3 separate regions of the Homo sapiens genome follow, and regions 2 and 3 are each linked to region 1. Evidence: chromatin contacts called from ENCODE Hi-C or POLR2A ChIA-PET data. All regions are on one chromosome and are shown on one strand. The core of a region is the stretch at or near the end of the contact, and the rest is flanking DNA. Distances in the headings are between cores, read along the strand shown.

Evidence for each region. Hi-C counts contacts between places; a loop is a spot of excess contacts on that map. ChIA-PET counts read pairs that join two places held with the same protein, here RNA polymerase II (POLR2A). Pooled maps may share reads with other maps.
Region 2: a map of CD8-positive, alpha-beta T cell shows a loop between it and region 1 (3-fold over the local background). The contact joins the promoter of RABGAP1L here to the enhancer-like site in region 1. A Hi-C loop is called at or near these places in 3 of 168 maps with a recorded cell type or tissue (CD8-positive, alpha-beta T cell and naive thymus-derived CD4-positive, alpha-beta T cell), 5 of 37 single-sample maps with no recorded cell type and 12 of 50 pooled maps. POLR2A ChIA-PET finds 5 or more read pairs at or near these places in 1 of 52 experiments (activated B cell).
Region 3: a pooled map shows a loop between it and region 1 (5-fold over the local background). The contact joins the promoter of RC3H1 here to the enhancer-like site in region 1. A Hi-C loop is called at or near these places in 2 of 37 single-sample maps with no recorded cell type and 7 of 50 pooled maps. POLR2A ChIA-PET finds 5 or more read pairs at or near these places in 3 of 52 experiments (CD4-positive, alpha-beta T cell, IMR-90 and activated CD4-positive, alpha-beta T cell).

Annotation. Positions count from the first base shown.
Region 1 is chr1:172,744,597-172,748,365 of GRCh38, reverse strand. It overlaps the pseudogene SLC25A38P1. Among named protein-coding and RNA genes, the nearest start is that of FASLG, 87 kb to the right of the region's middle. Within about 2 kb of position 1,910, at least 14 of the 41 ENCODE cell types and tissues checked have a DNase peak (open chromatin) inside an H3K27ac peak, as active enhancers do; they include CD4-positive, alpha-beta T cell and CD8-positive, alpha-beta T cell, where a contact is called at or near this core.
Region 2 is chr1:174,157,346-174,161,114 of GRCh38, reverse strand. It overlaps RABGAP1L (RAB GTPase activating protein 1 like), which reads right to left and starts at 1,595. Exons shown (of 26, transcript NM_001366446.1): 1 at 1,458-1,595. RABGAP1L-DT (RABGAP1L divergent transcript) reads left to right here and starts at 1,828. Exons shown (of 4, transcript NR_121197.1): 1 at 1,828-1,951; 2 at 2,125-2,228. RefSeq lists silencers at 1,190-1,369, 1,490-1,889.
Region 3 is chr1:174,020,619-174,024,387 of GRCh38, reverse strand. RC3H1 (ring finger and CCCH-type domains 1) reads left to right here and starts at 2,031. Exons shown (of 20, transcript NM_172071.4): 1 at 2,031-2,292. It overlaps RC3H1-DT (RC3H1 divergent transcript), which reads right to left and starts at 1,905. Exons shown (of 2, transcript NR_187284.1): 1 at 1,748-1,905; 2 at 1,198-1,605. RefSeq lists silencers at 1,796-2,045, 2,156-2,475 and enhancers at 2,682-3,221, 3,286-3,405.

The sequences.
Region 1 (3,769 bases), core at 661-3,160:
CGCCACAGGAATTACGCGCCGCTCTTCACCCGCGCGGCAGACTCCGCGGCTCTGCTCTCCTGCCCATCCTGCCCCGCCGCGGGCTTCAGCACCGGAGGAGATGAGGTTCTGTGTCTAGAACCTTTCAATAAGTCCTTTTCCTGCTTATATAATCTAGAGCTTATACCTATTAATTGCAACCAAGACTCTCAGCTAGAACAATATTTAATCAGTACTTGTATGTTATGATTTTAATAAATATATTTTATTAAGAAGTACAAATAGCTATCACATACTAAATTTCATAAATATTAGCAGTTTAGTAAGTCTCCCTACTGAATCTATTCCATCCTAATAGATGCTGCCACCTACTTTATAGCAACTACCAAATGACAGGCCTAGTACCTAACAAAAGTTAAAAGGGGGACTTGCCTTGCCTTGAAAATTCAGCCCCCTGTAATCCCAGCCCTTTGGGAGGCCAAGGCAGGCAGATGGCTTGAGTCCAGGAGTTCACAGACCAGCCTGGGCAACATGATGAAACTCCGTCTCTACAAAAAATACAAAAATTAGCCGGGCTTGGTGGTGCATACTTGTAGTTCCAACTACTCAGGAGGCTGAGGTGTGAAGATCGCTTGAGCCTGGGAGGCAGAGGTTGCAGTGAGCTGTGATCACTCTAGCCTGGGCAACAGAGCAAGACGCCATCTCAAAAAAAAGAAGGAAGGAAGGAAGGAAGGAAGGAAGGAAAGAAAGAAAGAAAGAAAGAAAGAAAGAAAGAAAGAAAGAAAGAAAGAAAGAAAGAGAAAATAGAAAAGGAAATTCAGTCCCGTGAAGTAATAGCAATTTTTATATACTTGTGAAATATAAACTGTCTTGAATATCTCACTAATTATTTAATACATGCTGCTTCACTACTGGGCTTTTCTTATTCTCTCCAATTGCCCAAATGACTTACCAAGGCAATAGGTAGTGATGATGGCTCAGTGATATAGAATTTGACAATAATTCTATTCGCGCTTTCTTGGACCCAGAGGGATTTAATTATTGAGGAAAGAAAGACAGTCTCCTTGATTGGAGGACAGCGGCACTCCTATGATTTGGATACCCAAGAGCAAAGTTAAATGGAGATTCTAGGGCAGACATGCAAGTGGGCTTGATCTCACTTATCTACTGTGATCTGACAGCAGTGGCTGTCAGGAGCATGGTGACGGGAAGTATCTTGAGGCTACATCCTGGCTAAGCAAGAAAAACATAAGACAATTAACAATGCTTGCAAGGATGCAGAAGTGGTGACAAGAGCCCATATTGGCTCTACATGTTATCATGAAAAAATTAACCAAATAAGACCACGAAGGAGAGTTAGATTACAAGAAACTCCTTATTCTGTATAGTGGCTATGTACAGCCTTAATTTTGATTCTCAATAGACCTGCTGAGATTTCTTAGGGCCTGGATGAATAGTCCAATATCACAAGCCATTAACATACATGAAAATTAAAGATGTAATACTAGCAAGTGATCCTCTTGGAAATGTCCCCATCAGGTTCCAGCTGACCAAATGTAAACTTATTTAAGTATGTTTGTAGATCTTGAGCTCTTAGCCACAAACATCACTTTAAATGATGAGTAAAAATAGATAAGTACTTCAAACATTGGCAAACACTCAAAGATTCAAAACCAAATGTTTCTTCCTAGTTTACCTTGTTTAAAAAGATGACACAAACTACTCCTAAAAACTAGTGACTGCCTACATTGGTAAACATTCTGGTCCTGGTGGCCTCTGGTGTTTCTTCCTTCTAGTCATGTTGTCCTTTTAAGCAAGGGTCACTCTTACTCCTCAGAGGAAAGTCAACATGACTCACTTTCAGAAACTGAAAGTACACCATGTCCACATAAGCAGTGCTGCTTACTGTATAACCGCAAAACCACATCAGAATAAGTCAGCTGCTCAGGAAGGAGAAGAAGGAGTGAGCTGAACAAACTCACCCCCATTCCAGATGGGGAGACTTTAAGAGTAGCCACAGGCTTCTTTGTTAAGCAGAGACTTAGATCAGAGGAGAAATGTCAGTGGCAGGCAGTGCAAGCAGGGTCCCTGGCTTCTGGTTACTGAATACATTGAAACAAGAGCCCACTCAAGGCCCCACTGTAAAGCCCTGAGGTTTTGGCTTCATCATCTCTTTCCTTTCCTTTGGTACATTCTTTCCCTAGTTTTCATCTCTCTCTGAACGTCAGGTGCTCTCTTGCCAAACCTCGTGTTAAGTGATTTTGGACAGGGTTTAAAGAAGTGGATCTTTTCTCTGAGTTAGATATTGTTAGGATCCCATGACTGGGTATCTTAATAATTCTTACCTAGAAGGTGTGAAGAATAAAACGAGACTGACTAAAGCATTCCTTGGTAAAGCAGCAGCAATCTCTTATATCAATAAGGATAGGGGCACACTGGTCATTTTTGTGGTCACTTTTAGACAACGCTCTTGGTTTCATCTGTGCTCAGACAGGATTATAGAGTGGATTTTATTTCTTTCTCTATTGTGATCACAGAGTGCCTTTTCTGATGTTGGCATTCTATGAAATTGTTTCTACTCAACAGGAGAACACTGGCCTAGCCATGAGTGCAGCACTAGCTTTAGCAACACCAAGGTCTAGCCTGTTCTCCATTCTTTCCTTGGGACAATCCACTCTTCCAAGTGACATAAACTAATCAGAAGAATTAATATCAGTTAACAAGAGTTAAGGGGCTGGGGAGGGGGGGTGTTCCGTACTTGCATTATAATAGTGACCTTTTAGAGAAAAGGCTGACCCCAGATAAACCATAATAGAGAAACTGGGTGGAAGAAAATAGATTCAGGAATTCTCCAATTAAACCATATAGGCAACCAGCTCCTCTGCCACCATATTAGCTGATCCTACATTTCATACCCACAGTTGAACTTCCAGGTAATCAACTAAATGAGGTCCATTCATGTTACCCTACTGTGCAGGCTTTTGGGATGGTTTGCCAACCACACTTCTAGAAGTCTCTCCTTTCATACAGAATCTCCTCTCATCTGGCAAGCTAGTCTCTTCTTGTTTTTCTGGTTTCTAAATGAATTCATATTGGAGCTTAACTTGCCAACCCTTATGAGTTGCTTTCAGAATGATCGCAACTGTTCTGAACAAGCCACCCTTTCTTGCTTGACTTCCCACTACTTTGGAGAGTGATTGTGAATCCTTGTGACTTCTCTTCACAGTACTCTTCTGCCACCTGGTGAAAGTTCGTAACACAACAAGACACTAGAGTTGCCATTCACTTTCAACTTCTACACACCCTGACACCAACACTAAGAAAACAGACACACTCACAGATGTCAGTCCATAAACACCTTGTAGGCATCTGATGCTCCCAGAAGAGGCCTGTCCACTAGGATTTCTGGGATGACCCCTCACCCATCTCTCCTTCTTCCGCCTCTCTGAAGGAAATAGCTGATTGAGAAGGATCCAGTTTTTTGCTAAGAGTTCACATTGAGACTGGAAAGGAAATGAGAATAAAAAGTATCTGGACTTCTGAAGGGGCCACAGTCAGCTCTGTGGGATAAGTGAAGCAGGAATTCCTGAGGACATCTTGCTGGTTCTCACCATCTTGTCTATAGTTCGTCCTAACAAATAAATCCGATGTCAACATTTATATCAAAGAAACAAGAAATAAATACCTATCTGTTTACCTCCTGTTTATATTAGGCCAGACATTTTACTTAATCTTCAGAATAGCTCTGTGAGATAATATATATAATTGTATAAATCTATGGGGTACAATA
Region 2 (3,769 bases), core at 346-2,845, 1.4 Mb before region 1:
GAACTGATTTAGTATAGACACCAGTCTAACTCAAAGTCTAGAGCTAACCCCTCAGGCAGGTGTACATTTAATACAATTTGATGATAATGTATACATAAAGTTCAACTAGTCTTTCTCCTTAGAAATCTCATTGTCAATTTCATAAGGGACGCTCTACTGAGAAAATGAATCACAGGCCAGTTTTCTAGTACTAGGAGCTTGTGAACCAGTATTTTCCATGAACAAAATCCACTTCCAATGTGATCACAAAAAGCAAACTTCACATCCGTATCTTCTGACATCATAACTAATGGATATTCTACGGAAGATGCCAAATATAAACACTACTGTAAGAAAAGTCAGAAGGTTTTCATGAAACTGTGTTTTCAGAATTTTAACAAGCAACTACTTACCTCCCACTATGCACGAGGAAATTTAAATGTATTAAAAATCCCTAAACCCCTCCAGTGCCAAAAATAAAGGCCTTAAAATCATTTTCCAAACTGCGCTGAAATCTGTCAGGCAAGCAAAAGTTCTCCTTACCATTAGTGTAATAAGGCTGGCATTTCAGTTTACTTGCATGAAACCAATTTTGCAAGTGACCACCCAAGTTTTGGTACATATTCTAATATAACCCTATCTGAGAGATCCAAGGACCTGGACACACTGCCTAGTATCTGAAACCCGTCAGTTCAGCTCCCATGCACCCGGCCACCTCCCGCTAGCCGGTGGCCCCTTTCCACATGCTGACGCACTGCCCAGCCCTGTACCGTTGGCGACCAGTGCAAAGTACTAGCCCAGTCTCAGAAACTTTGACTCAGTTATCAGGACACTGAGCACTCACAAGGTGGGTGGGGGTTGGGGGGAGGTGTTTGTCATGGCTCAGGAGGTCAACTTTGAAGCGGGGCATTCCCTACAGGTAGGGATCTGCCCGGAACGCATCCCATCCCAAACTGCAAAACCACAAGCATCAACAGCAGGAGCCGAGCAAAGTGCTCGGCGGAGGAAGAGGAAGGGCGAGGGAGAGAAATGGTCGAGTACAGAAGCCTGCGTGTGGGTAAGAAAATACCCTAACCACTCGCCCACCGGACGCAGGGCGGCTGGGACTGCGAATCCAGCAGCAGCCACAGCGTAGCAGCGGGCGGCAGCCGCCGAGGCAGCAATGTCAGGAGGGCACAGCTGGAGGAGGCGGCCGCCAAAGCCACTACCCCACCCCCAGGTAAGGGCGCCGACCCCGCCCGCCCTATCCGCGAGGAGCGGCCACCTGGGAGAACTGCGGTGTCCGGGAGGCGGCCGACAGTCCTGAACCCGCCCCCTACCCTCCTTACCGCGGTCCTCCCGCATCCCAGTCCTCGGCTGGGGCCCCATCTCGACCCTCCCCAGGCTCAGCCCGACGCCAACACACCCAGGCAGCCTCGGCCCGCGGATCCGGGCCGCCGGGCCGCCCTCGTGTCCCTAGGAGGCCGTCCTCGCCTCACCTCTTCACGTCTCCGCGGGCGCTGCCGAGACAACAACTCCTTCAGGCGCCCGCGTTCCACCCTCCACCTCGCGCTCTGAAGCCGGGCCGGTCCCGTTCGCTCCGCCACCGCTGGAGCCCGAGGAGGGCGGAGGGAACTGAGAGGGGAGGGGAGAAGGGCCGCCTGGCAGGAAGAGGCGAGGGAGGGGGCGGGCCGAGAAGGAGGGGAGGAGGCGGTGGCGGCGGGTCGGAAGCGCGCTCGTCCAGGCCCCTCTGCGCGGCGTGCGCGCTCCTGATGTCGGAGGCGCCCACTCTGCCGGGCGGCGGCGGCGCACACGCGCGTGCACGTCGCTGCGTGGCCGCGGTTGCGCCGGGAGCGGAGGAGTGAGGTCCTGACAGAACCAGAGCTGTTAGAGCAGGGACGCGCGAAAGGCGGGAGTACGGGCGGCGCTGGAGAACCTCCGCGGCGGAGGGGCCTGGGGGTGGGACCGCGCCCGCGAGCCCGCCCTGACCGGGGTGCGTTCTACTGGCAGTTGCTGAGTTCGGAAGATTAACTCTGAATGTGGAGAGATTATTTTCTTGCTCGTAAACCTGGTTTACATATTTTCATTCTTAATGCTCAGTAATCTTAAGGAAAGTCACCTGAAAGAATACTTTTTCACCAAGTACTCTTCTGCGCCTGTTTGAAGGTGTCTGTGTGCTTGTGAAGCGCTCCCTTGTTAGTTCCTTCTGTGAGACTCGGGGGAGACTGAAGAGGGAAATCACCTGCGGGGAATGAACAGGAAAGCAATAAGTAAGCACCATTACGTATTATATGAAGAAAATGTGCCCTCATTTGCACCTTTTTATCCTTTGGGGTAAAAGATGTTGAGGTACAAACTAGGTAGAGGTAGAATAAACCAACGCTTTTTCGCTACGAAGATTGTACTGATCCTTGAATTGTGGACATCCTTCTTCTAGATCCTGCAACCAGAAATGACCTGTAAATTTTCCGAATCTCCTTAGCACTTTGTTCTGTAGTTTTGTGGCACCTAACATGTCAGGCTTATCCAGGTTGCCCTGTGCAGCATTTTATCCCACTAGACAACCGCTGTGAACCTGTATCATTCATTTGTATCTTACACTGTGCACCCTGCCTAACTCATAGGAAGCACTCAATGAATGTGATTGCATGGATAAGTGAATATAGTGTCCAGTGATTGCAGCCATAGAATGACTTTAGTTTAAATATCTCCCTTCTATCCCACTTCAATTCCCCTGCCCTCATTTTCCCACCCATATTTAAAAGCTACTCTGAGAAACGTGACATTTGTCCAAAGGGCCCTCCCTGACAAATTCCTTCCCCCCACACCCCCGCTTTTCCTGATGTTAATGTCTATAGATGCTGAGACATATCAAGAGTGTTGTAACTATTTTTTTGTTTCCCCTACCTTCTGGGCTGCTTCCCTTATTAACTTCTGTATCTCAGGAGCCTACCTAGCCCTGGGCCTGACAATAAATGCTGAAAGTTTTTATTATATTTAATAAAGTTAGGGTTAGAATAACATAAATCATCTGTTGATTTCCTGAGATGTACAGGAACTATTAATAAATCTGCCAACCAGTAAGTACTAAGCCTCTACTAAATAAAGTACTAGTAAATTTACACTGCGCGCCATGAGGAAATCAACAGTTGACAAAGCCGCAGTTTCTGCCTTCAGGTATCTTCTAACTGGAGTGAAGCTTTTTGACAAAAAAGGACAATGGATGTGGTAATTATGGGCATTCAATAGGTAACTTAGCTAAAAAAGAATTTAAAAAAAAAATGGCAAGTCCAAAACAAGTTTAGTGTTCCCCAAATTCAGTTCCATATGTCTTTGAAAGCAATAGTGGACACCACTGGCCACTGCGAGTTAATTCTTCTATTTAAGTGGAGCATGCTATCTTCATGTGCCAACTTGCTATAAGGAAAAGAAAAATCCTGTCCCATGGCCACATGTAACACCTCTCATCAACAGGGGTCATTCTTTAAAACTGAACTTTTCCTCACAGTACAACATAGATAAGAGACAAGTCATGAGAGAACCTAGATAAAAGACAATTAAGGTGATCTGATGCAAACTCATCCTTACCACCAGAAAAACAATTCTAAGCACATGCCAAAAAATTATTAACAGATCTTCAGGCTTTTAGTCGAGAAACTAAAAGGAATAAAAAATTAATAACAAAGCATTCTTCATGTGGTATGTGCTGCTCACTTCTCTTTCCACTGTGGCTTCATTTGCATTAAGCGTATCCTAGCAGCCCTGGTCCATGAAAGGACTGAAACTCTCACTTTGAGAGATGGTGTTATAA
Region 3 (3,769 bases), core at 782-3,281, 1.3 Mb before region 1:
TAGTTTTTTATTTTTTATTGTAAGCATAAGTGTTTTCTTCAAAGCTGCTCTTCTTTTTCTGTCAAATGCATCTTTATATCACTAAAATGAATTTGGGTTTGGGGAAGCGCCGCCATTTTTAACTTTTTTTTTTTTTTTTTTTTTTTTTTTGAGACAGAGTTTAGCTCTTTTTGCCCAGACTGGAGTGCAATGGCGTGATCTCGGCTCACTACAACCTCCACCTCCCAGGTTCAAGTGATTCTCCTGCCTCAGCCTCCCGAGTAGCTAGGACTATAGGTGCACGCCACCACACCTGGCTAATTTTTGTATTTTTAGTAGAGATGGGGTTTCTCCACGTTGGTCAGGCTCCGGACCTCAGGTGATCCGCCCCCCTCAGCCTCCTAAAATGTTGGGATTACAGGCGTGAGCCACTGCATCTATCTGTCCTTTAACGTATTTTTAATTGAAATATTGACGAGATAAAAATAAACAACGTAAAAATCATACTGCTTAAGGGAACCTTTAAGGAGCCTTACCAACTGTGGTATAACTATTAATAGTTCAAAGAAATTACATTATCTAGGTTACTTGCAATGGAAGTTGAGTTACTCGCTTCACCTAAACAAGGAAGTTGGCATGTTTGCCTAGCAACAGTCGCTAAAACCTTCTGTTGTGGAAGGTTCCCTAGGAGTGAGAAGAAGGGAGGAGGAGGAAAAGCAGGAGGAGCAGATTAATCTGTTTTTCCTAGCAGGGTACAGAGGCCTGGTCTGAGAAGGGAAAGGCTTTAAGAGATCCCTTTAGATTGGCACATGCTAACCTAAATCCCCCTGTGGTAGCTAGAAATTCACTCTCTGTAGGACTGGGGTTACTATTTAGTAGGCTGAAAAGACGATTACAGATTAAACCCAGTTCAGAGGCAGCAAATTCCAATCAGTGGAAAGACAACAATAGGTCTTCTAAACAGAAGCTGAGATCTCAGTAGCAGGAGGGTGCTAACAACTAAAAAGAATTCTTCTCTGCCAAGAGTTTAGGAAGGTGTGTGATATTTCTTAAAAATAATACAAAAACACTATCTGTGATAGCGATTCCAATGTATCAAGTTAAAGGCAGAAGTGCTTCTCTTGGGGTACTGTGATGTAAACAGTGAAGAAAGGACAGAAAAACATAATCTCTGCTCTCTTGGTCAAATCCTGAAGCAAAAAAGGTGATAGCGCCGAGTAGAGGTATTAAATGGTTGTTTATTTGGGGACTCTCTCTCTCCTCTATTCTAGATGATTTATTTTGAAATTAGTACTGTATGGTGTTACAATAATCCCATTTCTTCCCCTTCTCAAAAGCGAGGGTTTGGCTAAAATGAATTGTCTGAAGGGACCTCCCATTCCCCAAAACCAAAACGGCACCTTTTCCACAAGGGACAAGAAACTTTTAAAGAGTCGCAAGGTTAGATTTCAGGAGCCCTTCTATGGGCCATATCTTTTCCTGTCGTCCCCAAATAGCTCTTATTGTTCACACAGCCCAGGAGAGACGTTTTGGAGTAGCGTGTCCGGGCCTTTTGGGCTGTTTCACAGCCTTAGGAGGCTGAACTCCCAGAGGGGTGACGAGGACAAAGCTGATGAGATCCAGAACCTGGATAATATGGAAGAAGAAAAATGGGGTGGGGGACAAGACGTGAAAAAGAAACAAGAGTTGGGGGACAACGGCTGAGAAAGCCGAAAGAGTAGACGTAGTGTGGGGTTCGATGGAAACGAAAGAAATTCCCCCAATTTACTCTCGCCATCTGGCCACTGGCCCGCTGAGCCCAAAGGCGCCGGTGCGGGAGGGCAGACCGGACCGAGGGACCGGTTCATCTGCTCAGGGCGTGTGAGACTTTCGGTCGCGGCGGAGAGCGTCGCCGGTCTCCCTCCGGGCGTTGGTGGCCGGTGACTCAGAGCTTTGCTCCCGCGCCCGCCCCTCCCCTCCGCCCGCCCCGCCTCCTGAGGGAGGATCCTCGCCCTCGTCTCCGCCCCAGTCTCCGGGGCGGGCCGGAGCCTGAGGAAGAGGAAGGGGACGAGGACAACGAGCGACTGGGCGGCGGAGGACGAGGAGGAGGAAGAGGAGGCCGAGCAACAAGATGGCCCCTGCTGCAGGAGCAGCCTCAGCAGCAGCAGGTGGGAGGCCGGAGGCGGTGCTGGCGGTGGCGGCGGCAGCCGTGGCCCGGCGGCCTGGGACAGAATCAGAGTCAACGGTGGCCTCGGCGGCGGCGGCGGCTGCCGCGGCGGTGGCGACGGCCGCGGGGACTCGGAGCTGAGAGGAGCTGCTGCTCGGACCAGCGCGGTGAGCGAGCGGCGGGCGGCGACTTGGGGAGCGGGGCTGCCGCGGCCGGGGCCTCAGTCGGGAACAATAGGCAGCTGTGGTCGGGAAGGGTTTGTCCTCGCCCGCCCTCTGCTCCTCCGCGGCAGCGGCAGCCCGGCCGGCCCCAGGCTCCTCAGGGCCCCCGCCGGCTGTTCTGGGGCTTGTCAGTGGCCGGCGTCCTTTAGGCCTCAGGCCTCTGCATGCCGCCTGTAGGGCCTGTCGGGGTAGGTAGGCCGAGAGGAGGACGAAGGGAGGCTCGGACGAGAGGGAGGGGGCGAAAGGGCTACCTGGCTCCTGTGGTACTCCCAGGGCCTGGGCCAGGCGGGGAATGCGCACGGGAACTGCTTTTTGGACCCCTAGTCTGTGGGGGTGGGGGAGGGCGAAGGCGTCTGTAAACAGGCGCCGCCTCGGCCTCCCAGCACCTCAGGGCTGCTTCCTCCCCCAGCCCCTGAAGCGCTCCCCTTCTTTGGCCAAGTGGATTTCACGGTGTCTGTTTCCCTGAAGTCCCTGGAGATCTAGCCTGGTAGTCTTCTCCCTGCTGGCGATGGGAAAATTGTGTGTGTGCAGGTGTCTTTAAAAAAAAAAAACAAAAAACTTAAATGCAACAAAAACATATAAAATGTGGTTATCGGTAAAGGATGGAGTGGTAAGGGATGCGCCTCTCTAAACATCTCTAAGTATCAGTTCTATAAACATCAGTTATGCCCGCATCCCAGGTGAGAGTGGATTGAAACAAGGGCTCTTTTGGAACAGTAATAACACAACTCTTGACATACCAGAATAGCCTATGAAACTGGAAACAAACACTGGCAACGCGGAGACAAACTGTAATGTTTAAAGAGGACTTTTATTCCAGCTAGGCGTTTTGAATTACTAACATGCAGTATAAGAAGCAACATTAACTAGCATAAAGTGGACCTCAGGAAGCACTTCGAAAGGAGACAGGTGGTTCATCTCCGGCCATAGAGCTTCTTGTGCCTTGTCTCGTGTTTCAGTAATTTTTCCTGAAATTGTTCAAGACCAGTCTTTTCTCTGAGTTTGAAATTTGATTTCGTTTTTGTTTTGTTTTGCGACGGAGTCTTGCTCTGTCACCCAGGCTGGATTGCAGTGGCACAATCTCGGCTCACTACAGCCTCCACCTCCCGGATTCAAGCGATTCTCCTGCCTCACCATCCGGAGTAGCTGGGATTACAGGCGCCCGCCACCATGCCCGGCTGATTTTTGTATTTTTAGTAGAGACGGGGTTTCACCATGTTGGCCAGGCTGGTCTGGAACTCCTGACCTCAAGTCATCTGCCCTCCTCCGCCTCCCAAAGTGCTTGGATTACAGGCGTGAGCCACCTCGCTCAGCCTTAAACTTAATTTTTCAAGGCTTCTACCACATTTTCTTACAAGTGAGGGAAAAGGTAGATTTATTTCTAAAGTACTTTCTACCTAGGTATGCAGAAATTTATATTAAA